Linked DNA regions of Homo sapiens: all the other regions are linked to region 3. Evidence: chromatin loops called from intact Hi-C (ENCODE). Cell type or tissue: endothelial cell of umbilical vein. All regions are shown on one strand.

Region 1 (8,000 bases), 67 kb after region 3:
CTGTCAGGAAAGAGCTGGGTGGCTTTGGCTGAGACTCACCCGCTGGGACTCCATTTATGCCAAGTCAAGTCAGCAAAGCAGGTACAGCTGTTCCCTCAGGGATTTGGAGAAACGCTGTATCAAGCTCTGCATGTGGGGACATTGTGGGCATTGGTGCCAGGCCTGTGAGCTTCTGACCTGATAAGCGTTGCTCCTTGTTTTTGACTTCCCAAGTGGTTGCATGTCTCTTCATTAGACCAGTACATCTTCCCTTCAAGACAGGCATCTATTCCCACTCCATTCGAAAAGTGAAGTTTTAGAGTGGTTTGTAGGCTGGCTAGAGACCTCAGAACAAGTCAGTGGATGAGGGAGAAATGAGACTCAGAACCCTCCAGGCAGGGGTTCAGTCATTCTCTCCTTCCTTCTTTCCACATTCATTATATACCTTTGTGTACCAGGTACACAGCAATAAACCACCTGCTGTCTGCTGGCACAAAGCTGCAGTCTGAGGGAGGAGGGAGGGAAGTTGACAGGCAGTCACCCCGCGACAGTGACAGTGCTGTGGTCATGGTGTGGCGGGATAACCAGTGAGGTATGGAGATACAGCAGAGGGCCCCTCAACTTCAGCCTGCCCCGGGGAACTAGGAATCATTCTGGGCTTTGCCAGGTATGTCCACTGCTGTGTCCCAACACCAGCTTCCCCACTGCTCCCAGTGTTCCTCAACATCCAGGGTGAGCCCTGGCCTCCATTTCCTCCAGGAGCCTTTGTGTGCAGAGGCTCAGAGCCAGAAGGCCACCCCACACCACAAGGCCCTGGGGGGATTTTGGAATTAGGTGTTAACATTGAGAAGGTGCACACTTACTTCCATTTTAGTATTTGTAATTGGAAAGGGCTGCTTGAATTTCTGGGAGAATTTTATCCCCTTCCTTCCAGGTCATTTGGAGTTTCCTTTATAATTTCATTTTTAATTATATGTTATTTTTCTCAGCTCAAATCTGTTGCCAATATCAAAGCTGTTGAAAACATTTTTGGATTCTGTTATGATACATGCCATGGGGTGAAAATGTTGTTATCTTAACAGCTGGCCCCAGAGTTCTCCTTAGGGAGGGAGAACTCTTTGTTTTGAGAAAATACCTTAACAAGGACCTTGGGGTAGAAAGTGAAACCTACAGGAACCTTAGCACAAAGCCACTGGCAATAATGAACCTAAAATATAAGAAAGGAATTTGTTTTAGCTCTAGAGAGGGAGCAGAAACAGAGGGATGGAGACTGAAAGGAGAGGAAGAAGGAGAATTAAGATTAAGAGAAGTCTATAAGTTAAGATTGAGTCCAAGTCACTGGCAGGCCCCCAGCATTGGGTGGAGTCCAGACCCTGACCCGAGAGATAGTTTAGTGCCAGCAAATTGTGAGACCCAGGATGCCAAATGTTCCTCTTGAAAGTTCATTGCTGTTATGTAGAAAGCCACTCATCTCCCTCCAAAATTTTAGCAAACTCTGTAACACTCATGAGCACTGTATGAGTAGAATTCTTTTAAGGCTTGAAGAAGGGGCTGAGCTTCTTGTCTGGATCAATGTCACAAGGCAGAAGTGTTCCTGAGAAGATAAGCTGCTCTCATCCCCTGGGCTTGCGGAAATCTTGGGACAACTTTGGACTTCGGCAGAAAAGAACTGTAGTTTGAGGAGGCCAGTGTTGACATGTGAATTAAATAAATGCAAAGCAATTAATTAAACCAAGACACTAAGGGTGCTGGGACAAGAATCTAATTTGATAGAACCCTGCCTAGGAGCAATATCACTACTCCACGCTCTGCAAAGTGCTTTCTCATGCATTGTCTCATTTGATCTCACACCACCTCTGGAAGGCAGCCTGGATGGAGAGGCTGGTGCCTATTTTACGGGTGCAAAAAAAGATGTTCTCTTTTCATGCCCTTTCAGGCCTGAACTCTCTGAGGCAGATGGAATTCTCCTTGAAGGCTCACCAGGAGTAGGAACCAGAAAGCTTGTTCTGCTAAACCTGGAAGATCAGCACCATGAGACGGGGAAGGTGGATGGAGGGGTGATTTGTCTAAAGTGCCAAAAAAAGGCTTTGTTCTGCTCATAGTTTGAAAAAAAAAATGTGTCCATTGCTTCTGTGGTTTCCCAACATACATTTTGGTATCACCTGGATCAAGTGTCTCCAGTGAACAGCAGGTTCTGACATCCTGACCTCAGCTCCAATCTCCTCCTCTCCAAGGGCTGGTGAAAGCCTCTAACATTCCTGTGTCCAAGACAAAAGTCCTGAGGTCTGCTTTATTTCCACTTCTCCTCAGCAGGTCCTACATTTTTTTATTTTTATTTTTATTTTTTTTTTTGAGACAGGTTCTCACTCTCACTCTCTCATCCAGACTGGTGTGCAGTGGTGCGATCTTGGCTCACTGAAACTTCCGCCTCCCAGGCTCCAGCAATTCTCCTGCCTCAGCCTCCCGAGTAGCTGGGATTACAGCTGTGCACCACTACTGCCCGGCTAATTTTTGTATTTTTAGTAGAGACAGGGGTTTCATCATGTTGGCCAGGCTAGTACTGAACTCCTGACCTCAAATGATCCACCTGCCTCTGCCTCCAAAAGTGCTGGGATTACAGGCGCGAGCCACCGTGCCCAGCCAGCAGGCCCTAAATTCTGCTAGTCGTCTTTCCTGTGCTCCAGGCTGCTCTCCTATCCTTCAGCACTAGGGCCCTAGGTGGGATTCACAGAAGGAATTATATCCCTACTCAGTGTTTACCTGACGATTATATACCCTTTCTCAGGGTTTACCTGACGAGCCAAACACTCTGTCGTCCTCACACCTGCCAGGGAAGTGCACTTCCTTTGGGGCCCAAAGCCCAGAATGGTTTGAGCAGATACAGCTTTATCTCTATTTCATGCTCTGTTGAGTTCCTCTCTTAGATGTATTTTCATCCTGTGAGTTTTCTTTGGTGGAAGAGAAGGTATTTTAAGCTTTTTTGGAGCAGAGGAGTAATTTCCTGGTTGTGATCCAGGCTCTAAATGGCTTCCTATACCCTGCCTTCCCCGCCCCAGTCCCTCCCTGCTTCCACACAGCAGACCAGGCAGAAGCCTTCCTAGCCTGGCTCTTCCTGTGTAACACATTCCCCCCAGAGCATGTGTGGATGTGGGGTGGGGAAGGATTAAGCCTCTTGTGTCCTGTGTCATAGGCCATATAAACACCTCAAAGACATCACCCCTTCCAGAACCCTGCACAGATGTGATACATATAATGCATAAGTACATGACTACATGAGGGTTCTCATCATATCCCCTTTTGTGCTTGAGTATGAAACAGACAAACTAAACCCCTCTATTTCCATGAGCTCATGAACAATTACAGTAAGAACTCCGGCTCCCAAATGAGAGCTAACAGCCCCTAACAACCTTTGACTTGGAAGTGGACTTTAAAAAGACAGTGCCAAGAGCTGTGTTACCCACTGACAGTTTAGGGACAAGGTCTGGGTGCCCACAGAGCCTAGGTGTCGAGGACGAAGGAAGCCTCTGCTGGGAAGATGAGCCTGAGACAGCTACAGAAGGAAGATGGCACATGTGGCCAGGACAGGCCCCAAAGAGGATCAGCTCGCCTGCCTGAGTACATCCGGGCATCCTCTTTGCAGAAGGCTACTCTCAATCTCCCTCCAACACATTGTGACACCCATTTTTTGCAAGTCATCTGTTGCTCAGAGGAAACGCTAGACAGTGGTTGGGCCATAATTATAAAGACAGGTAGATGTGTGACATTTCCGAGGGCTAGGCTGGGTGCAGGGAGGCAGGACAGTAGGAGGCTGCCTAGAGAAAACATTTTTTCAGATCTGGCACTCTTGGTATACACCACTGAAGGGCTGACTCTATGACTGAGAGAGCTGATGATTCACTTGTGCCCCGTCTGATCTGGGACTTAGACCTTCTCAGCACTTCCTGCCAACCCGACTAATGGCCAGATGGGCTGCCTAGGAGAGGGGCATCGCCCAATCTGCAGGAAACAGTAATTACAAATCAATGTTTGTGGGACCTGACTGGGGTCGAGCCTGCAGAAGCTGGGTTTGTGGCCAGTCGAGGGATCCTGCCAGCCTAGGGTGCCAACGTTCTAGGGTGCCAACGTGGGGCAGGGCTGAACACCAATCTGGCCAGGCAAGCGTCAGCAAGCCAGATCCTGCACTGAGCCTGAGCCCAAGCCCGCGGGTTGCTCTCCGACTAGCGCTCGTGGAACACGGGTGCCACCTAGTGGCCAGATCTGGCATGACTGGCCCCCAGAGGTCCCAAGGAACCGCCTGTGCGGCGGGGATCACGATAGCCACCACTGCATGACAGTAATGACGTCAATACTATATCAACACCACGCATCTTTCCAGCCATCCTGCCCTCTGCCCTAAGCCTTTGTTCAGGCTGATCCCTCTGTCATCATAATCGCATTAATTACAATAGTAAGAGTAGCATCTCCATCAAAAAGAACAAGACTCTCCACCATGTATTGGGCACTTACTTTGTGCCATACACTATGCTAGGCACACGGATTAGAAATTACCAAGCTAAGGTCCCTTCCTTCATGGGACCCATATGCTCAGATATTTGCAATTAACCAAAATCTAAGACATAGTGGCAAAATAGATTCAACAACCTGCAGGGGCAAAGATGAGGTGACAAGTCATTGAATATCAGGAGCTGGTTTTTAGGTGTCATCAAGGGTGCAAAGGATGGGTAAGATTTCAGTAGGTGACAAAAGGGAAAACATTCCGAGCAAAGGAATGGGACAGTGAAAACAACGGGTCCAGGAAACAGCAAGTGTAGCTGCCAAATATTGTGTATGTGGAGGGGGGGGGGTACAGGGGGGTACCAGGACCCAGAAACGGTTGGAACTTGAAGTTATGATAACCTGTGATGTAAGCCAGTTTCTGGGTTTGAACTTTTCTTCTGAGGCCTAAGATAAGCCACTGGAAGGTTTGAAACAAGAATATCGGTTGTTTCTTAAAGATCTATTTAAGAGGCCAGTGTGCAGAGATTGGTTAGGAAAAATGGCTGCAGCATTTGTTACAACATAATTCACTCAACATCCAACAGAAAATGACAAGCCTGTTATGAGCCAGATGCTGTTCATACAAAAATCTCTTCTCTCGTGAAACCCACATTCTGGAGTTTGATGAGAGAGTGGGTAGGAGGGATAGAGAGGAAACAGATGGAAGATATTGCAGAAGTTGAATCTCCAGGACTTTGATGGCCAAAGAGGAAGAAAGAGGAAGGAGTAAAAGATGTCACCTAAATGAGAAAGAGAGAAGTAAAGCCACCTGATGCTGGAACTGAAAGAAAAGGGCAGGTCTGTGGGGAAAGGAAATGAGTCTGCTTTGGTAATCAGTTGATTCAACAAGCAACTCCAAAGCAAAAACTCTGAGTCCACAAAATCAACATTACATTACAACGACCCACCTCTCCCATCCCATGAAAATTGAGACTAGGTTTACTGCCATTACAGGTTAAAACTGTGCTGAATTAGTTGTCAAATACAAATCTCTATAAACAGAAAAGGAGCGTTCTCTTGGAGAGAAAACGAACCTTTCAAGATCCAAAGAGGAATGATGGCCTGCCTATGACAAAGCCGATCATAATCCCCAAAGACACAATCCTGAATGCCATAATCCCGAATGTTGAAATCTCAAAAGATAAAAATCCAGAAAATATAACTCTGACAAAAAAAAATGTGTTAATTCTTTAAAAGATATTTATATTTTTTAGGGAGGTTTATTTGAAAAACATATAAAAACATGATAGAACACTTCATAGGCCACCTTTTCACAATGAACTAGGTAATAACAAAGTCCATAGTTGTGCAAGCATAAACATTCAGGTATATTAATGAGAGTCTCAGAAGTATAATGGTTATGACAGACAAATTATATTCATAAAGAAACAGCTCAAAAAGGGAAATGCATAAACACATATCACCAAGCTTTATAACTGCAGTTGTCTGAAATACCATGACAGACAACCTAAGGCTTTTGACAAGTTTAATCCAAAACCGCGATGGGTCACCACTGCATATGCAGTCACCCACAGAGCTGAGATCTCAAGAAATTTTATCTTTCACAAATGCTCATGTACAAAAAGGACATCTCTTCACTTATTGAGGAAGTTTCAATGTTTTTACATACATGCACAATGTTTACACACAAAGTCGATGTTGTGATAATATACTTTCATGGAGTCAAACTTGCAAAAAAAGAAAAGCACAAATTAGAACTCTCTAAAAGAATGTACACAACTTAAACCTCTGGTATTAGAAGTGATGTGAAAATGAAACACATAGCGTAGTGAATTGGCAATATTTGTGGAGAGGCAGAAGTTGTACATAATTGAATATCCTGGCAGGGGAGATTTGTATTTTTCATCTGCATTTTCACTTCTTGTATGATCTTCAAAACATTAGCTACACTTGTATTTGTTGAGTGGTTGTGGTCTACAAATTTTGTAAGTATATGCTGTCCATTTGAAGGTCTGGTTACTGCTTGGCCATTGCAATTAAGCAATTTTCTGCTTCTGAAGCACCAATAATAATTCACTTTTAAACTTTTCTTTCACCATTAAGTAGCCTCATATACTTTTTTGTGAGTGAACAATCTCACAGATCTCTTCCATTGTGTCAGAAGGAATATAGTAAGAAGGAATGATATCTGGCTTCCCTAATACCACATCTGTATTCATTAGGGTTCTCCAGAGAGACAGAATCAATAGGATATGTACACAGATAGGACAGGGATTTACTAGAAAAACTGGTTCATGCAATTACAGTGGCTGAAATGTCCCACAACAGGCCGTCTGCAAGCTGGAGACCCTAGGATGCTGGTAGCATGGCTCAGTCCAAATGTGAAGGCCTCAGAACCAGGGAAGCTGACGGTATAACTTACCCAGGGGTCTGCTGGTGTTACGTCATGGAGTCCCAAGGCTGGAGAACGTGGAGTTCTGATGTCAAAGGCAGCAGATGAAAATCTGTCTCAACTCCCAGAAAGAGACCAATTTGCCTTCTGTATTTGTTCTCTCTGGGCCCCCAGCTGATTGGATAACATAGACCAACACTGAGGACAGATCTTCCCCACCTAGTCCACTCAGACTCACACTCATCTCCCCTGGAACACACCCCACAGACACACCCCAAATAATGCTTTACCAGGGCTCTGGGCATTCCTTCATCCAGTCAAGCTGGCACCTAAGATTAAATCCACAAGTCTACCCCTTGTCAACTTGGCATCCACAAGCATGTCCTTAAGCCACCTTAATTTCCAAATAAAGACAATGACAAGGTAACAGTTCCACCTAACAGAGTGACTGTGATTTTCAGTATTTGAGAGGTTCGTTATTTTAGACTTTAGAGATTTTGACCTTCAGGGATTTTGATCTTTTGAGATTTCAACATTCAGGATTATAGCATTTGGGATGGTGTCTCTCAGCATTATGATCCAAATAGTATGAATAACGAGCTAGAGTCCCCTAGAAAAAAATCTGTGATTCATCACTGTAGCAGGACCAGAATACCCTTCGCCAGCAGCCATTCTTACCTCTTTCTTTGGCTAATTTCTGATCCATAAAAACTCATCCCAAATGCTGTGCCCCCGTTCAATCTGGTCTGTGCCTTGACCATAAACTGGTCATTATGCTTCCCTTCTCTGTTCCCAATAGTACAGAGTTCACATCTTTCAGAGAACCTTTAACACTGCAGTGTGGTGTTTGTCTGTGTGACAGCAATTTTTATGCCTATGTTTTAAAATGTAGTTCTAAAATTCTTTGGCATCTCCACATAAAGATAATGGGGTCTATCTCCCCTCCTCTTGAATTTGGGCAGACTTCTGACTATTTCAATAACTAGAATACAGCAGAAGTGACACTGTGAGACTTCTGAAGCTAGAAAAGACCTGGAAGTATCCATCTAGTCTTGCAACGCTAGCTCTTGAGGGGGCACGCTTTTGGGACACTGCCTCTCTGAACCCAGGGTTCATGGAGAAAAATCCATGC
Region 2 (8,000 bases), 1.1 Mb before region 3:
TTTCTTTGCCTCCACCCTCAGCAACTAATTTGGTGCTTGTTTTTAGCAAGTTATCTGATAAATATGTGCTGGGTGACCAGCAAAGATTCACTTCTCTAGTCTCTGGTGAAGTCTTAGCTCCTCCCTTAATGTGAATCAACACTCAATAGTAGTTCATTTTCCAAGAGAATAAGTCAACTTTCCAAGTGCTCCACTAGTGCCTAGTAATATACTTTTTAAATATATTAATGTCTCTCACTGGAGATGTAGAAGGTAAATGCTAAGAAGATTTAGATCTGGCAGGTTGTAATGTTATGAATGATATATTTTAAAGTGTTTTATTTTGAGGGAAGAAATGCTTTGTAGTGATTAATTAAATGGTTTGGCTCCGTAATAATTGAAGTATATTTGTGGAGCTATTAAAGACTATGTCTGGATGATTTTGATGAATTGCATCTAAAACACTCCCTTCGCATAATGAATTGATATTTTTAAGTGCTGTGATTACAGTGGATTTTTTTAATTTGCATGTGATGTTAGTGGCCTCATTTGTTACTACTTAAATTTGATTGAAATGTTTTTGATTAATTGTTATAAATTCTCTGAATGGTAAGGTAAACTAAGCAGTTTTATTTTCAAAATTCTGTCTCAAGAAATGTTCCTTTTATTTACATTAGTCCTGCTTAGAAGTGGTCTTGCTGCACCGTATCTGGTGCATGCAAATCATATTTCCTTCAGAACATAACACTTAATATGAGAGAAAAGTATGCCTCAGGCATAATTCTGTGAGTTAACAACTCTCTTCTCCCAAGCAGCATTCCTTTGGTAACAAGGAAAGAAATTAAACAAGAAAAAGATAGGAATATCCTTTTCTCTAGCCCTTTGGCTAAAATAAGTTTTCTACCTTTTCTCAATCACCTGGACACACATTTTTGGTCTCACCTTCTATGTCCCAACTCCTTCCCTTCCCCACCTCCCACAAGGCATTTTGTAGATCAAATATTTCCATTAGTTGGTAGGCATAGAGATATATCTGGTGGCTGGTTAAAGAAGAAAACATATTTATCAAGTTCCTTCAAAGTACTGTGTGCTATTTCATATTATATCTTATTTCATTGTACAATAGCCTTGTAAAATAAAAATATGCTAATTTTTACACTTGTGAAAGCTGAGACTCAGACAGGTGAAATAATTTGAGCCTGTATGCCCAGCTTGTTATTGAGCTGATGTGAACCCATGACTGCCAGCCTACTCCTTGTGCTCTTCATACTATGCCTTATTATAGCCTCCATTATTCTTTAGCTGAAAAATATTTGCCTGTCAGTCTGAAAAGATGGAATCAGGTATAGAATTTCAACTCTCAAGTGATCTATTAAAGGAACTCATAGAGGAGATAGCCTTGAGTACAAGAATAATGGGAGTGTTTGAGTTGCTTATATAGGGAAGGCATTCCAGCAAGAGATAACGGCAGGCACAAAGATAAGGTTTGGGGCTACTTGAGGCAGTCTCCCATCTCCTAACTGAGGGTATTCCCTAAGGTCAATCTGTGGTCCTTGAGTTCTGTCTACTTTTGTTCTCTTCTTTGGAGAATTCAACCATCCCATCATTACACTTTCAATTCTGGAGTATTAGTCTTCCTTGAGTTCTGGTTGTGAGTCTACAAATGACAACTAGATAGCTCCACTTTCATACCTGGGATCACCTCAACCTTAACATATCCAAACTCACTTTCTTTTATATCAAATAAATCCATTTGTAATAGTTTCTTTCTTCCCAGTTTTCTATTAAATGCAACAAATTTTTCTACTTCCCACTCTGAAAATGCAATCATGTTTAATTTTTCCTGGTCCTCAATTTACCCATTTTTAATCAGATATAGGTAAAACTGTTTTTTAATGTTTTGATTTTGTATCCTCATTTTAATTTTCACAATTGCTATACAATTGAATATCATATATCTATACATCTTAATTAATAGAAGAATGAGAAACCAATACATCTGACCAACTAAAAAATATTCAATACCTCCCCATTTTTGTTGAAAAATACACTACTGGCAATTCCTCATAGTATCTTCAGCTTGCTCTTCTTACCTTTTCAATTTAACCTTATGCTTCTCCTCAGCATTAATCTTCTGCATAAACCAAGCTCCCTCACCACTCAAATTGTTCTTGTACATTGCTGTTTCTACAAAGTAAATTCATTGAATTTACAGAAATTCATTTACATGAATCTCATTAGCATGAAATTTATCCCCACGCATCAAGCTTACACCACGTACAAAGTCTTTCTTCACTATCTAGTCTACAGAAGTTTTGAACACATAGGGCCCATATTAAGACTTTACCATTCACTGAAATGGCTATGAACATATATATGTGTATACATCTTCCTAAAAGAAAACTCCATTTAGCCAAATTCCAAGCAAACTGCAACAAAAGTTTTAACATATATAATTATTAAACATAAAGCAAAGCAAAAGTCATTGTAATAGAGGACAATTCTGGGGAACTTTAGCTATAATTTAATATCTTGACTTTACTCATTAGCACATTCAGTAACTATTCATTGAGAATATGCTGTGTGCCAGAAACTGTTCTATGCTTTGAGGATAAAATGAAGAACAACCTAAAATCTCAGCTCTCAAAGAACTTCAACTATAGTCAGAGAGAATGCCAATAAAACATAAACAAATACATAGTATTAATTGTCATTAAAAAAAGAGAAGCAAGATGAGGTATTACAGTGAAATTGATTTGGGACTAATTTTAGATATGTTTAGATACAGTGTCATGAACAGCCTTCTGAATAAGTTAAAGAGAAGGAAGAATGAAGCGAGAAAATAAGACACACAGAGTTCTGGGAGGTGGAGGTATGTATCCCAAGCAAAGACAGCAACAACCAAAAAGATCTTAAGGCAGGAAACAGATTTTCATTTTAGGAGACTAGCAAAAACTCCATTGTGATTAAAGTAAAATGAGAAAAGGAGAGAATGACAACAGAAAAATGTGGACTGGTATTTGGGGATCAGACTAGGTGAGGATTGGGGATCAGACAATATACAAAATATATATTTTGTATATTGTCCTGAATGTGATAGGAAGCTTCGGAAGCTTTGAGAAGAGGAGTTACATCATAAGATTAATATGTTCAAGATATCTTTCTGGTTTCTGTAGATAGAATAAAATTTAGAGTGACAAGAAGAGAAGAGGGAAATCAGATGTCCATTGCAACAGGATAGGTGAGAAATCACGATGGTTTCAACTAGAATGTATAATGATGAAACTTAATAACTGATTGAATGTTGCGTATAAAGAAAAGAGAATACTTAAAGATGGGTGCTAGATTTTACCTTTGTGAATGGAGGATTTGGACCTGTGTAATTCAACCTCAAGGAGAAGAGGTTTGAAGGGTAAAATTGATAACTAAGTTTGGACATGTTTATATTATGTCCTATGAGCTCAAAGAAAGGTTCAGACTAGAGAATCAAAGGGTGGGGGAGGGGGGGCCAACTGCATTTGATAATAATAGGACTAAATTAGAAATAATTTGGATTGGGGTGGGTAAGGTAAAAGAGAATAGGTTTGAAGAAATATGTGTTTGTTTTTGGAACTATTAAATTTAAAATTTCTAAGAGACATCTAAGTGAACAAGTCCAGGAAACTGCAAGAAAATTGGACCAATAATTAGGAGAGTTTGGGGTTTGTTTGTAAGCACAATTTGGAAGAACCAAGAACAGAGCCCAGAGACTAGATAAATAAAGAAAGTCCAAGAACTGAGACCCAGATACAAGTGATAGCATGACAGGAAAAATGTGTTTCAAAGATGAAGAAGTAGTCAATAGTTCCAGTTGCAGATGAGTCAGGTTAGATAGAGTTAAGAGTCATCATTGGGTATGGAAACCAGATGTTGGTTGAGGGTTTAGCAAAAAGCAATTTCAGGTCCCATCTCTTTGAGGAAGTTTTTTGTCTCCCAAAGGCCCAGGCAAAGATGTAAATCAATGTTCATTCGTCAAATAGAACATTCTCATTAGTTGGCTACCGGATTCTATAGTGCAAACCTTAATATAATGTGCAAACTATCAAGATGCAGGTGTGATACTCATAGCCAAGGATTTCGTTGGTACCAAGAGCACTGAGACCCTGTGGTAGCCTCTTCCAGCCTCCTCTTGTAATGAGTTTCAGTTCTTGACAGACTTCTTGCTTGCTTATGCCCAAGTTTAATGTTCCTAAATCAACTGCATTATATAGCCACACATTTTATACTGGGGACTGTAGGAGCAGGAAAAGGAGCACTGAGGCTTTGCAGCACTGTCATGACACTCCTACACTAGGACTGTATTGCCAAGTGCAGATCCAACTGGGCCCTGAGAAGTGTGTGATGAACAAGGCCCCCTAGAGGGCAGCAGAGCCTCACAGGAGTGGGGAGAAAGCCCAAAACAGAGGTTAGTGGGGAGTTTCACTCAAGGAGACACAAGGAGGCAATGCACACATTTACGGAGAATGAAGTTAAGCTTTGTGAAATGAAGGAAGTCCGTAATACAAGGAGTAGAAAAGTCTAAAATGTGAACCAGACAGCAAACACAAGGCTGGGCTAGGAAAGAAAAGAGTGACCAGAAGTCAGTCACAGGAAAGCAAGGCTTGTCTGCTCAGTGAATGTTATGACCCAAGCAATCATAATAAACAGGTACCATTTCACCATTTTCCTAGTCTGTTTTGTGTTGCTATAAGAGAATACCACGGACTGGGTAACACTATTTAAATGAAATTTATTTCTCAGTTCTGAAGACTGGGAAATCCAAGACCATGGCACCAGCATCTGGGGAGGGTCATCCCATGGTGGAAGGGCAAGAGAGCATGTGTATGTGTATGTGTATGTGTGTGTGTGAGAGAGAGAGAGAGTGAGAGCAAATGGGAGACAAACTTATCTTTTTACCAGGAGCCAACTCTCCCAATAACTAACCCACTCCCATGATAACAACATTAATCCATTCGTGAGGGCAGAGCCCTCACAAAATCACCCCTAAATGTCCCACCTCTTAATACTGTTACACGGCAATTAAGTTTTCAACACGTGAACTTTTGGTGACATTTTCAAGCTATAGCAACCATGTTATCTGCTATGGGCTAGATGATAGGTTAGGCACTGGAGATATAAAAATGAATACAATACCATCCTTCCCCCAGATAACTTTTCTCTTCATAATAAATTCAGACTCATAAAAAATAATGTTAGTAAGGAAGTATAGATAACTCGATCCTTTGTGGGTATACAAAAAGGGAAATAATGATGAGAGAGGACAGGAAAGGCCTCAAAAAAAAAAAAAAAAGGATAACATGATGGTATGGGTCCTGGTTGTGGGTTTTTTTTTTCCTCTTCTCTGATTTCTCTATGTCTTCCCTGAAATAATATTTTTCTTTCTCATTTATTTATTCTCTCATTCAGCACTTTTTTTATTATTGAGTCTTGCCAGGCCCCACTCACTGTTGTGGGCACTGGGATACATACATGGTCCCTGCCTTCAGAAACCTTCTGCTATTTTATTTGTGGTGAACGTGACAGTCACAAGCAAGGCAGTCAGCTTGCACCCATTTGTTTCTTCCAATGACACATTCTGCACCCTGCCCTCTTCCTAGGCTTGAAGGAGAAAGCTTAAACGGTCAGCTCTACAAGGCCCCATGTGAGAAAGAAAGGTAACAGATAAAGAATATCATGTCTTTTCACTTAATCAGCTCTTATCGCTTATGCAGTTAACAAATAGTTGTTGTGCACAGTGTGCCAAGCTTGTGCCTCTCAGGCCAGGGTAAGTTCAAATTACACCACGGCATTTTCCATTTTAGTTCTAGGAGATTTATTTTTTCATTCTAGGACACCTAGGTGTTATTAACCTTTTTTGAAATGAAGTCTTGTTCTGTCGCCCAGGCTGGAGTGCAGTGGCCCAATCTCAGCTTACTGCAACCTCCACTTCCCGGGCTCAGGTGATTCTCCTGCCTCAGCCTCCTTTGTAGCTGGGATTACAGGTATGTGCCACCATACCTAGCTAATTTTGTATTTTTAGTAGAGACGGGGTTTCACCATGTTGGCCAGGCTGGTCTCGAACTCCTGACCTCAGGTGATCCACCAGCCTCTTCCTCCCAAAGTGCTGCGAGTACAGACATAAGCCACCAAGCCCGGCAGGTGTTATTATCTTTACCATGAGTTTAGTGTGCTCTATTTGTTTGTCTATGACAGCCAATGTTTATCATCCCCATTGGATTCTAAGCTCCTTGAGTTGAGAGGCTGTGAAATGTATTTTCTGGATGTCAAGTAGAAAACCAAGTACTATGCCAGGTATCTAGAAAATACACAATATATGTTTAAGTATATCATTTACAAACAGAAGAACCTAGCTTTGAATTCCAACATCAACATTTATAAACTTTGTGACCAATAGATCTCTTTTAAACAGGATCATCAATACCCCTCCCTAGGGTTGTAAAGAGACAATGTTTGAAACAATGTTTAAAAAGCTCTGAGTATAGTGCCTGTTACGTATGCTTGCTCTTCCTCTTTCTCTTCTTTATTCTTTGCCCTCTACTTGATTTTTGTTTGTTTGTTTTTTCCTTTTTAGCCATGCCTTTGGTAATTTTGGTTATTTTCTTTAATCTAGTGTTCTACAATACAAGCCTCAGTGTTCAACAGCCCAAATATGAGTCCTGGCTTTGCCTCATCTAACTGTGTGACTTTCAGCAAGCTACCCAGCCACTCTGTGCCTCAGTTATTTTTATCGGTGAAAGGGGGATAATAATAGTACATATCTCATAGTGTATTAGTCTGCTCTCACCCTTCTATAAAGGTACTACATGAGATTGGGTAATTTATAAAGGAAAGAGGTTTAATTGACTCCCAGTTCCACATGGCTGGGGAGGCTTCAGGAAACTTACAATCATGGCCAAATGTTAAGCAGGTACCTTCTTCACAAGGGAGCAGGAGAGAGAAGAGAAAGCTAAGGGGGAAGAGCCCCTGTAAAACCTTTAGATCTCACAAGAAGTCACTCACTATCATGAGAAGAGCATGGGGGAAACTCCCCCTCACGATCCAATCACCTCCCTTCCTCCACACATGGGGATTACAGATCCCTCCCTTGACATGTGAGAATTACAATTTGAGATGAGATTTGAGTGGGGACAGAGAGCCAAACCATATAAGTGTCTTAGTGAAATTAAATGCTAAAATCTACATAAAACATCAATCCTGTAAATTACATGGTATTTCTTCCATTATGCGAAAAGAAAATTTGAGAAAAAGTTATATAAGTTATTCATAACAATATAGCTAGTAAGTGGTATTGCTGAGAATAAAATCCATGTTAATTAACTCCAAATCCAGTACACTTAATTTCCATAATATATTGCCCATCTCAGGCAAACTAAAGCCCAGTCAAGTTAGACAAATCTGAAGAGCTATGGTATATCTATCTATATGTATGTTTATATATGTATAAGTGTGTGATTGTATGTGTGTATATACATGTATCTGTGTCTATATATTTATATATGCTTATATACTTGTATGTATACAGATGATACTACTTAACTTCATGCATTAGCTTATCACACTCTGACATGATAAATTCCTAATATCTATAACAGATCACAATGAAACTCCTAGCTTAGGACCTAGCAAATACTAAGTACTTAAGAAACATCAGTAAACGTTTCTTTGGATATTTTGCATTGTGAAATTAAAGTAATCTCACTTTCCTTTATTGTGATAGACACTCGGCAGTGTGGAAATCTGCTTGGAAATGACAGAATTAGGAAATCCATCTGTTGTAATCATGTGTGATTATAATTAAACATAAAACGTTATCCTAATACCAGGAGAAATATAATTACCTTTATTAAAATAATAATCTTAAGACAATGTGATGGGGCTGGGCGCGGTGACTCACGCCTGTAATTCCAGCACTTTGGGAAGCCGAGGCGGGCGGATCACAAGGTCAGGAGATTGAGACCATCCTGGCTAACATGGTGAAACCC
Region 3 (8,000 bases):
CTCTTGAGCTTACCAACAGAAAGTGAGTCCTCACCTAATTCCCTGGAGGAAGGGTGTATGAGCCCTTCTGTGGCTGGTCATAGTCAGGTCCTTCATCATACCACATGGTGTGGTCCCTGAGAGGGAGGCAAACACATTTTCATAGAGCTAGAAAGGATCCTTAGCATAAAAGGCTAAAAATCATCTACTCCCTCCTTTTCAGGTATAAAGCAGTACTTCTCAAACTACCAGTAGGGAATAACATTTTTAAAAAAATTTCAATCGACCACAGACTTATACTTTTGGAAAAGGCAATAAAAATGTATTGTTAAATATTAAAAGGACAAACAAAATGCAAGCCACTATTTTTTCTTCAATTCAACAGATATAAAAATAACTCTGTAAAGTTGCTGTGAAATATTTCTAAATGTTTACCATTAATTGCTAAATGTATCTTTTTATAGGCTAGTAACAAAAAGTTTGTGGACAGGCCCCCAGCCAAGCACTAAATTTGAATTAACACCAGTTTAATGTATAATGAAAGAGTCTTCAACCCAAGGCATCTATCTGTGGGGTGATGGGTGATTGGGGTTAGTGCAATACTAAAATTACAGTATTCAGCTCTGGCATTCAAAATCAGGTTTTTTTTTCCATCTACAGCAAGAAAATAGACTTGAAAGTCAGGCCCTCCTTCCTAAGAGGAGGAATGAGTAGCTCCCGTTGTCTCTTTCCACCTTCGAAATACCAAGATGCAAGCATGGAAGATGAGATCACAATTTTGCTTTACGTACGGAGTAAGGAGAAGGTAGCCCACCTTTCAGCTTGGTGTGTACATTATTATTAATATTGAATAGCAGACTATTCATCAAAGTAACATCTCTCTTGTTTAATGATTAACAACTTAAAAAGTGTTTTTACGTCTATGATGTACGTTTATGTCTCATTTACCCTAAAGTCATACTTTTGTCCCCATTTTACAGATGAAAAACAGAAGCAACAATAGAATCAAGGCATTCTCACCATTCCCAAGCTTGGAGGGAAGGTGAGATGTTTTCCACAGTCTGTAATGGGAGTATCTTTGTCCCGATTACGTCTGGGAACAGAGTACGTCTGGGAACAGAGTAAGGAAGTAAATGGTGGAGTAGGAGAAACCTTGCATCTTAGTCGGAAGTCATCATTTGTTATCATCATCTTCACCAACATCATTCACCAGCATCTCTTTGGCCCTATTATTTCTAGGATCCTGTGGCAGGCAAATGGAGGACATCAGGAGATAAGGCAAGGTCCCTGCCATCAAGGACCTGACAGCCGGCTATGTGATTCTGGGCAAGTCACTAAGCTTGTTTTTACAACTGCAAATTGAGATAATAAAATTATCTCCCTTGGAGTGTTGTTGTGAGGGATTAAACCATAAAATGCACATGAAGTGCTTAGCACAATCCAAGGCCTGCAAAGCCCACAAGACCCAGTAAACATCCCCTAAGTATTTGTAATTAATGCTATATAAATTAGCCAAAAATAGATCTGTTTGCTAATTACAATGACTAACAAGTCATTTTGCATTTAGTCATTTTCCACATGGCTTCATTTGTCCCTGAAATACCTATGTTTTCAGAGACATGTTAAAATCACTAAATAAAGTTAAGAATTTTTTAACTGCTAAAATAAATAACCAAATATCACCTGAAGAGAAGGACTCTAGAGAAACAGCAAGGGCGTATCTCTGGAGTATCTTGATATCACATTTTGTATCCAGCAACAAGCATTTTCAGCACGTTGATAGCAAGCTCTGTTTCCATTCTGTGTTTGACAAATTTTGCTCCAAGGGAGAGATAGCTGCTTCCTGCCTTTCCCAGCTATGGTGGAACCTGGGATAGCCTGCGGGGAAGGAGGAGCTGGGGAATTTGTGACTCAGGGGAAAGTCAATTGAAAAGTCAGGCAGACAAAGCACCAAGGCTGAGAGGAAAAATATACATGGAAAGCTGGAGTTAGAGGGGAGAGTTGTCCAGACTTTCCAAGAGAGACTGGATCTCCATGCCAGGCAGCCAGGAGGCCACTGGAGACAGCTCTGCTGGGAAAACTCCACTGGGCAGCATAACATGACAGAAAACAGGCTCTCCTAGCCAGAGCCCCATGGTGAATGCCTCCAGCACCTCACCCAGGCTCCTCTGGGTTACACAAGGCCCATTTCCTTCCCTTGTGGCAATCTTGGCAGCAGAGAATGGGACAGTCTCCTGAGCCCCTCAGATGATTCTAATATATCCCAGGCTTTCCATCATTGCCCTTACTGAGAATCATTTGCAACACATCAGTAGCGTGAATCATCAGATCAGTCCTTCAAGCAGGGAAACCAACAATTACGCTTGGCCCTGAGTGCTCAGGGAGGAGGACGCAGGTGCCAGGTTGGCATGAAGAGGTGGAGAGACTTCTCCAGGGGGCTCCATCCTGCCCCTACTTCCATTCTCCAGGTAGACAGCATGTGACTCCCCTTGCTTACATCCTCAAGCTTCCCCTCCCCTTGATTTGCTCCTCTCTCAGTACCTTTCTATTCACTGTGGCATAATTCCACCTTGTCAAAGTCAGCAGAGGAAGGCTGATAGAGAGGGCTCTTTTCTGAGCAGCAGGAAACCTGGCTTCTGGCCCTGGCTCTGTAACTAGTTTGTTATGTGTCTTTGGACTGGTCCTTTTCCCTCTCTAGGCTCGAAAAGAGTTGACCAGGGGACCTCTACAATCATCTAGTCTGGCCCTGTAACAGAATCAGACTGGGTTTGTTGAGTTTTTTTATGTGATTGGCTGGCTTTGTGTTTTGGTGTGTGTGTGTTGTAGAAAAACATTTAATATGAGATCTATCATTTTAACAAAATTTTAAATATACAATATAGTGTCATTAGTCACAGGCACAATGTTTGTGTTTTCATGGTCAAACCATCTACTCATCCATCCACCCTGGAGACCAGCAAACCACGGCGTCCTGTAGGAGCCTGAGACAGCACACTTCTTTCTCTAGGCACCCACTGGTATCACCAAGGTCCCAACCTGCCAAGGGAACAGGAGGACAGAGAAGCAGGATGGGGAGCTTGATGGGAAAGGATCTAGCAGGTCATTCTTCCACCACTAGGTGTCACTGTTCTACCTTAAACATCCCTCTTTAGATTCTCCATCAGAGTAAGCAGTGACTCAAAGCTCTCTTGGATTCTTGGCACTTGGATCTAGTTAGCATCTTTCTTCCTGGACCCTTTCCCCAAGACTCAATACGATTATTTAAATGTGTCTGCCCATCTCCTTTCCCTGCCTGCCAGCTCTCTGGACCTGACCACTGACATAGAATGTGAGGTATACATCTGCCCAAGCTAATGAGCCTAGCCCTTTTCATTTATTCTCATTCAGTCATGAATTTAATGAACCCTGCCATGTTCCAGGCCCCATGCTAAGAGCTGAAGACTCAAAGAAGAAAAGCGTACTCCCTGTCCTCAAGAGTGATAGCCACATGGCTGCTATTCCGTCACACAAGGCCTAGTTCCTTCCACTGTGGCAGTCTTGGCAGCAGAGAGTGGGACAGTCTCCTGAGCCCCTCAGATGATTCTAATACATCCCAAGCTTTCCATCATTGCCCTTACTGAGAATCATTTGCAATGTATCTTTAGTGCAAACCATCCGATCAGTCCTTCAGGTGGGGAAACCAACAATTGCACTTGGCCCTGAGTGGTCAGGGAGGAGGACACAGGTGCCAGGCGGCATGAAGAGGCAGAGAGGCTTCTCCAGGGGGTCCATCCTGCCACCACTTCCATTCTCGAGATAGAGAGGATGCGACTCCCCTTATTCACATGCTCAAGTCCACGTGCTATTACAGACATGTTGCTATTACTTTAACCTAGTGAGAAAGCACTGAAATGAAGGACTCCATGCTGTGAGTATACAGATGAAGGAGCCATCAGGCCTGCCTTGGATAGGTAGGGAAGCTACAGAAGGGTGGCAGCATTTGGCTGAGACTTGAAAAATGCATGGGCCTTGATGGGTAAATCACTGGGAAAGAGTATCCCAGGAAAAAAAGAATAGCATAGGCAAATAGGCCAGCCTACTAAGTTTAAGTAGGTTTTTCCTATTTAAAGACAAACCATATGAAAATCAATTTTGGCCCAATTACCTTGCATGCAAGAAAATGAGGCTCCTGCTCCATTCTTAGATACTATCACCATTTGCTGTCTGACACTGGGGAGCAGAGATGTTACTTTTCATTTTTTGTATCCTCAAAATTGACCACAATTGAAGGTGCACAATATTACATTTTGAGTGAATGAAAAATTCACCTTACCAGCTAAGCTAAGCCACTACAAGACCATCAGATTTTGAAGAGGTTTTTTCCCGAAGGGGAAACTGAGGCATGGGCCCACCAGTAGAAGAGCCATGCATGCCTCCTGGTGCTCCTTGCAGAGCCTGCAGGAGCTGATTCCCTTCTTCCAGGTAAATGAGTCTGCAGGTTTCTCAGGATCAGAGAATTGGCTGCACCTTTTTATTTCCAGAAATTCTCCCTACTCTTCTTTCAGGAACACTGCTCTGGGGGACCTGAGAAACTAAAAATGTAACAAGAACTTAAAAGCTCTGTGTTCTCACCAAAGCTGAATCAAGAGCAGAGAGCAAGGTCATCTATATGCTAATCTCACAATACAGACCCCTTAGACTTTGGCAGAAGAAGTGATTTTTTTCCTCCCAGAAAATCATTATCAAGTATTTGCTTCTGCCAAAACTTATTAGGAGCTTTGGTACCTGATATAGTATACTATATGCCACAGGCGACGGGAGGAGTAGAACGTGCAAGAGACAGGAAGGGAAACGTAAAGGGACAACAAGAATAACTCTGACTCTGAGCAGAATGTTATTAATATTGGCTGTGGAAAGTTTGGTTGTGGGTGTGGGAGGAAGGAGGTCAAGGTAGGCAGAAATAAATTCTGAGTCAGAGAGTGATTGTGTCCTGTCTCTGCCAAAATTCTTCCATAGATAGCCTCATTTCCGATGGAATAAAGTCCAAACTCCTTAGTCCAGCATTTATGGCCACCATGGCCTAGCCCTGACCCATCTTTTCAACTTTTGCTCCCAGTACTTTCATTGCTTGCCTCTCACGCCAGCTGAATGGGCCCATGCACCCTCATCAGAAGGGTCCACTGGGACCCAGCTACTCCTCAGGGTCAGCTCCTAGGGATCTCCTTACAGGCATACCTCAGCAAGCATCCACATTTCCAGATGGACTGTGCTCCCTCATGCCACATTTCCTTTCCTTCTTTAATTGGCAAGCTCCTCTTTAACTTTCAACATCTCTCTTCTTGGAAGCCTTGCCTGATCACACCCACAGTTGAGCTTGAGGACTCTTATCTTGCACACCTTGTACATGCAATTATTATAACTCATGACTCTGTTGAGAGAGTATTAGTGTATCTCTGAACTCTGAGACTGTCTTTCTTTTTTTTTTTTGAGACGGAGTCTCACTCTGTTACCCAGGCTGGAGTGCAGTGGCGCAATCTCGGCTCACTGCAAGCTCCGCCTCCCGGGTTCACGCCATTCTCCTGCCTCAGCCTCCTGAGTAACTGGGACTACAGGCACCCGCCACTACGCCCAGCTAATTTTTTTGTATTTTTTTAGTAGAGATGGGGTTTCACTGTGTTAACCAGGATGGTCTCGATCTCCTGACCTCGTGATCCGCCCGCCTCGGCCTCCCAAAGTGCTGGGGAGCCTGTCTTTTAATGACAGACAGGTGGCATGTTTCTCATCTGTTAGAGCACCAGCTCCAGCATAAAACTTAACATACGCTAATTAATATCTAGGAATAGAGTTCTCAAGGACAGAGACCATATGTTTATCTTTGTGTCTCCAATCTCTTGACCATGGCTTGGCATGGAGAAAGACTTCAACACATACTGGTTGAATTAATACATGAAAGTATGAAGGGATAATGCAAAATAAATATTTGTCAATTAATTTCCAAGTTTTAGTACAACTTAGCTTCTTCATTTTGTTTGGTTAATTGAAAGGACTACCCACTTTGTGCATCTAGTCTTTTCCACATCTGAGCTCCTAGCTACCTGTGCTAAAAGCATATCTCATATGTCCAGGTACAACACTTGCTCTCTGAATAAGTCTTCCGTTGTAACACTACCCTTTTACAGAAGCGGGAGTCAGTTAAAAAAAATCTATTCAATAGATTTTTACTTAGTATCTACTATATACCTGGCAGTATGCTTCCATCAGAGCTATGGCAGTGAATAAGACAATTCCAACTTTATTTTTTGGAGTGTACAGCCCAAAGAATAGACATCAAATCAATAAATACAAATATGAAGGGTGTCTGAAAGGCAGAGTAGAGGAACACCAAACAGAGAGCCTAATCTAGTCTTAAGGAGTTCAGGGAAGGTTTCCCAGGGAAAGAAACATTTAATCCAGGATAAAAAGATAAGTAGGATTAGCCAGGCTTAGAGAAGAGGAAAAAACAAGTGTTCAGAAGTTAACCCAGGCATCCTAGGCTAGCTGGCTGCCCTTCTTGCCTCCCCTGCCCCATCTCCAATCCAATAATTACAACTACTTTTTTCTGAAACACATCACTTTCTCCTGTTATTGGCATTGGATATTTCAATGCTAATATCAGTTACCAACTAGACTGCAAGCTAAAAGGAAGGTTAGGCAGCCACATGAAAAGGATCATTATGGTCAGACAACCAACTCATACCAGGGCAAGTACTGACAGTCCCAATTCCCTGAAAAGCCATCTGTCTCGGGCAAAACAGGACAGTTGGTTGCCCTGCACTATGGCCACAAGCCACCACTAGGATGGACCAGTAGCAGCTCAGCACATATAATATTTATTCATTAATTCATTTGTTCAATGTCCTGAACATATACATAAAGAACTGAACACCGAAAATATAGTAATGTACAAACATGGGCACACATTGTCTTACTTTTCTCTGTCCATTAGTTGGAAAAAGAGCTAGCAAAAACATGAGTCCATGTTTCTATTGTTCAACCTCAGATGAATGTATAAAACTTCCCTCTAATGGGGCAGAAGATGATAAAGAATTTTCTTAAAAGGAAGCATCATGGTTTGCATTGGAGCCCTGGAACCTGGTTCTAGTCCAGATGATGGTGCTCTGGGTGGTTGGTTTAACTATAAAAAAGGGACTGATAACAATACTGATGCCACTTTGCAGAATTTTTGTAAAGACTAAATGACACCAAGTGGATAAGAAGGCTTTGTAAATTTAAAAGCATGGAGGAAATGTTAGCATCTTAGGCTTTAACAGTCTGTGAGCTGCAACATAGTCTCATTAACTTTATTAGAAATTCCTACTGGTGGGCAAGTTCTGCTTCTGGCATGGTGACACAAAGGCAAACACTTTTTAAAAAGATTTGCATATTGTAGTTTTTTAAAATTTTTTAGTAATAATAATGTTTGTACATTTTTGTGAGGTGCATATGACATTGTTAAATGCATAGAATGTTAATGATCAAGTCAAGGTATTTAGGGTATACATCACCTTAGTATTTATAATTTCTATGTGTTGGAAACATTTCAAGTTCTCTCTTCTAGCTGTTTTGAAAATACTATAGTTACCCTACTCTACTATTGAATATTAGGACTTATTCCTTCTATTTAACTGTATGTTTGTACTTATTAACTAACCTCTCTTTATTCTCTTACCCCCACCCCTTAGCCCCTCCACACACACACCCTTTCCAGCCCTCTGGTAATTATCGTTCTACTATTTACCTCCATGAGATCAACTATTTTAGCTCCCATATATGAATGAGAACGTGCTATGCTTGTCTTTCTGTGCCTGGCTTATGTCACTTAATATAATGACCTTCAGTTTCATCCATATTTATCTAAATGACAGGGTTTTAATCTTGTTTACATGGCTGAGTAGTATTCCACTGTGTATATACCACATTTTCTTTATCCATTCCTTCATTGATGGACACGCAGTTTGATTCCATACCTTGGCTATTGTGAATAGTGCAGTGATAGACATGCA

The links. Hi-C counts contacts between places; a loop is a spot of excess contacts. Peaks named below come from ENCODE experiments on the same cell type or tissue, not always from the same donor. Only the 100,000 strongest peaks of a DNase experiment are listed, where the experiment ranks them.
Region 1: it touches region 3 in a loop (21-fold over the local background); 103 of 110 quality-filtered maps call a loop at or near these places.
Region 2: it touches region 3 in a loop (3-fold over the local background); 5 of 110 quality-filtered maps call a loop at or near these places.

What each region holds. Positions count from the first base shown.
Region 1 is chr11:87,349,154-87,357,153 of GRCh38, reverse strand. No RefSeq gene overlaps it. Among named protein-coding and RNA genes, the nearest start is that of TMEM135, 320 kb to the right of the region's middle. In endothelial cell of umbilical vein, a CTCF peak has its summit at 4,227 (motif pointing left); a DNase peak (open chromatin) is centred at 4,093; H3K27ac peaks cover 1,377 bases.
Region 2 is chr11:88,540,942-88,548,941 of GRCh38, reverse strand. All of the region lies in intron 8 of GRM5 (glutamate metabotropic receptor 5), which reads left to right. Among named protein-coding and RNA genes, the nearest start is that of GRM5-AS1, 40 kb to the right of the region's middle. In endothelial cell of umbilical vein, a CTCF peak has its summit at 4,391 (motif pointing right); a DNase peak (open chromatin) is centred at 4,401.
Region 3 is chr11:87,416,637-87,424,636 of GRCh38, reverse strand. The region is part of intron 2 of LOC107984361 (a long non-coding RNA gene); the gene reads right to left. Among named protein-coding and RNA genes, the nearest start is that of LINC02711, 300 kb to the left of the region's middle. In endothelial cell of umbilical vein, a CTCF peak has its summit at 3,091 (motif pointing right); a DNase peak (open chromatin) is centred at 3,096; H3K27ac peaks cover 554 bases.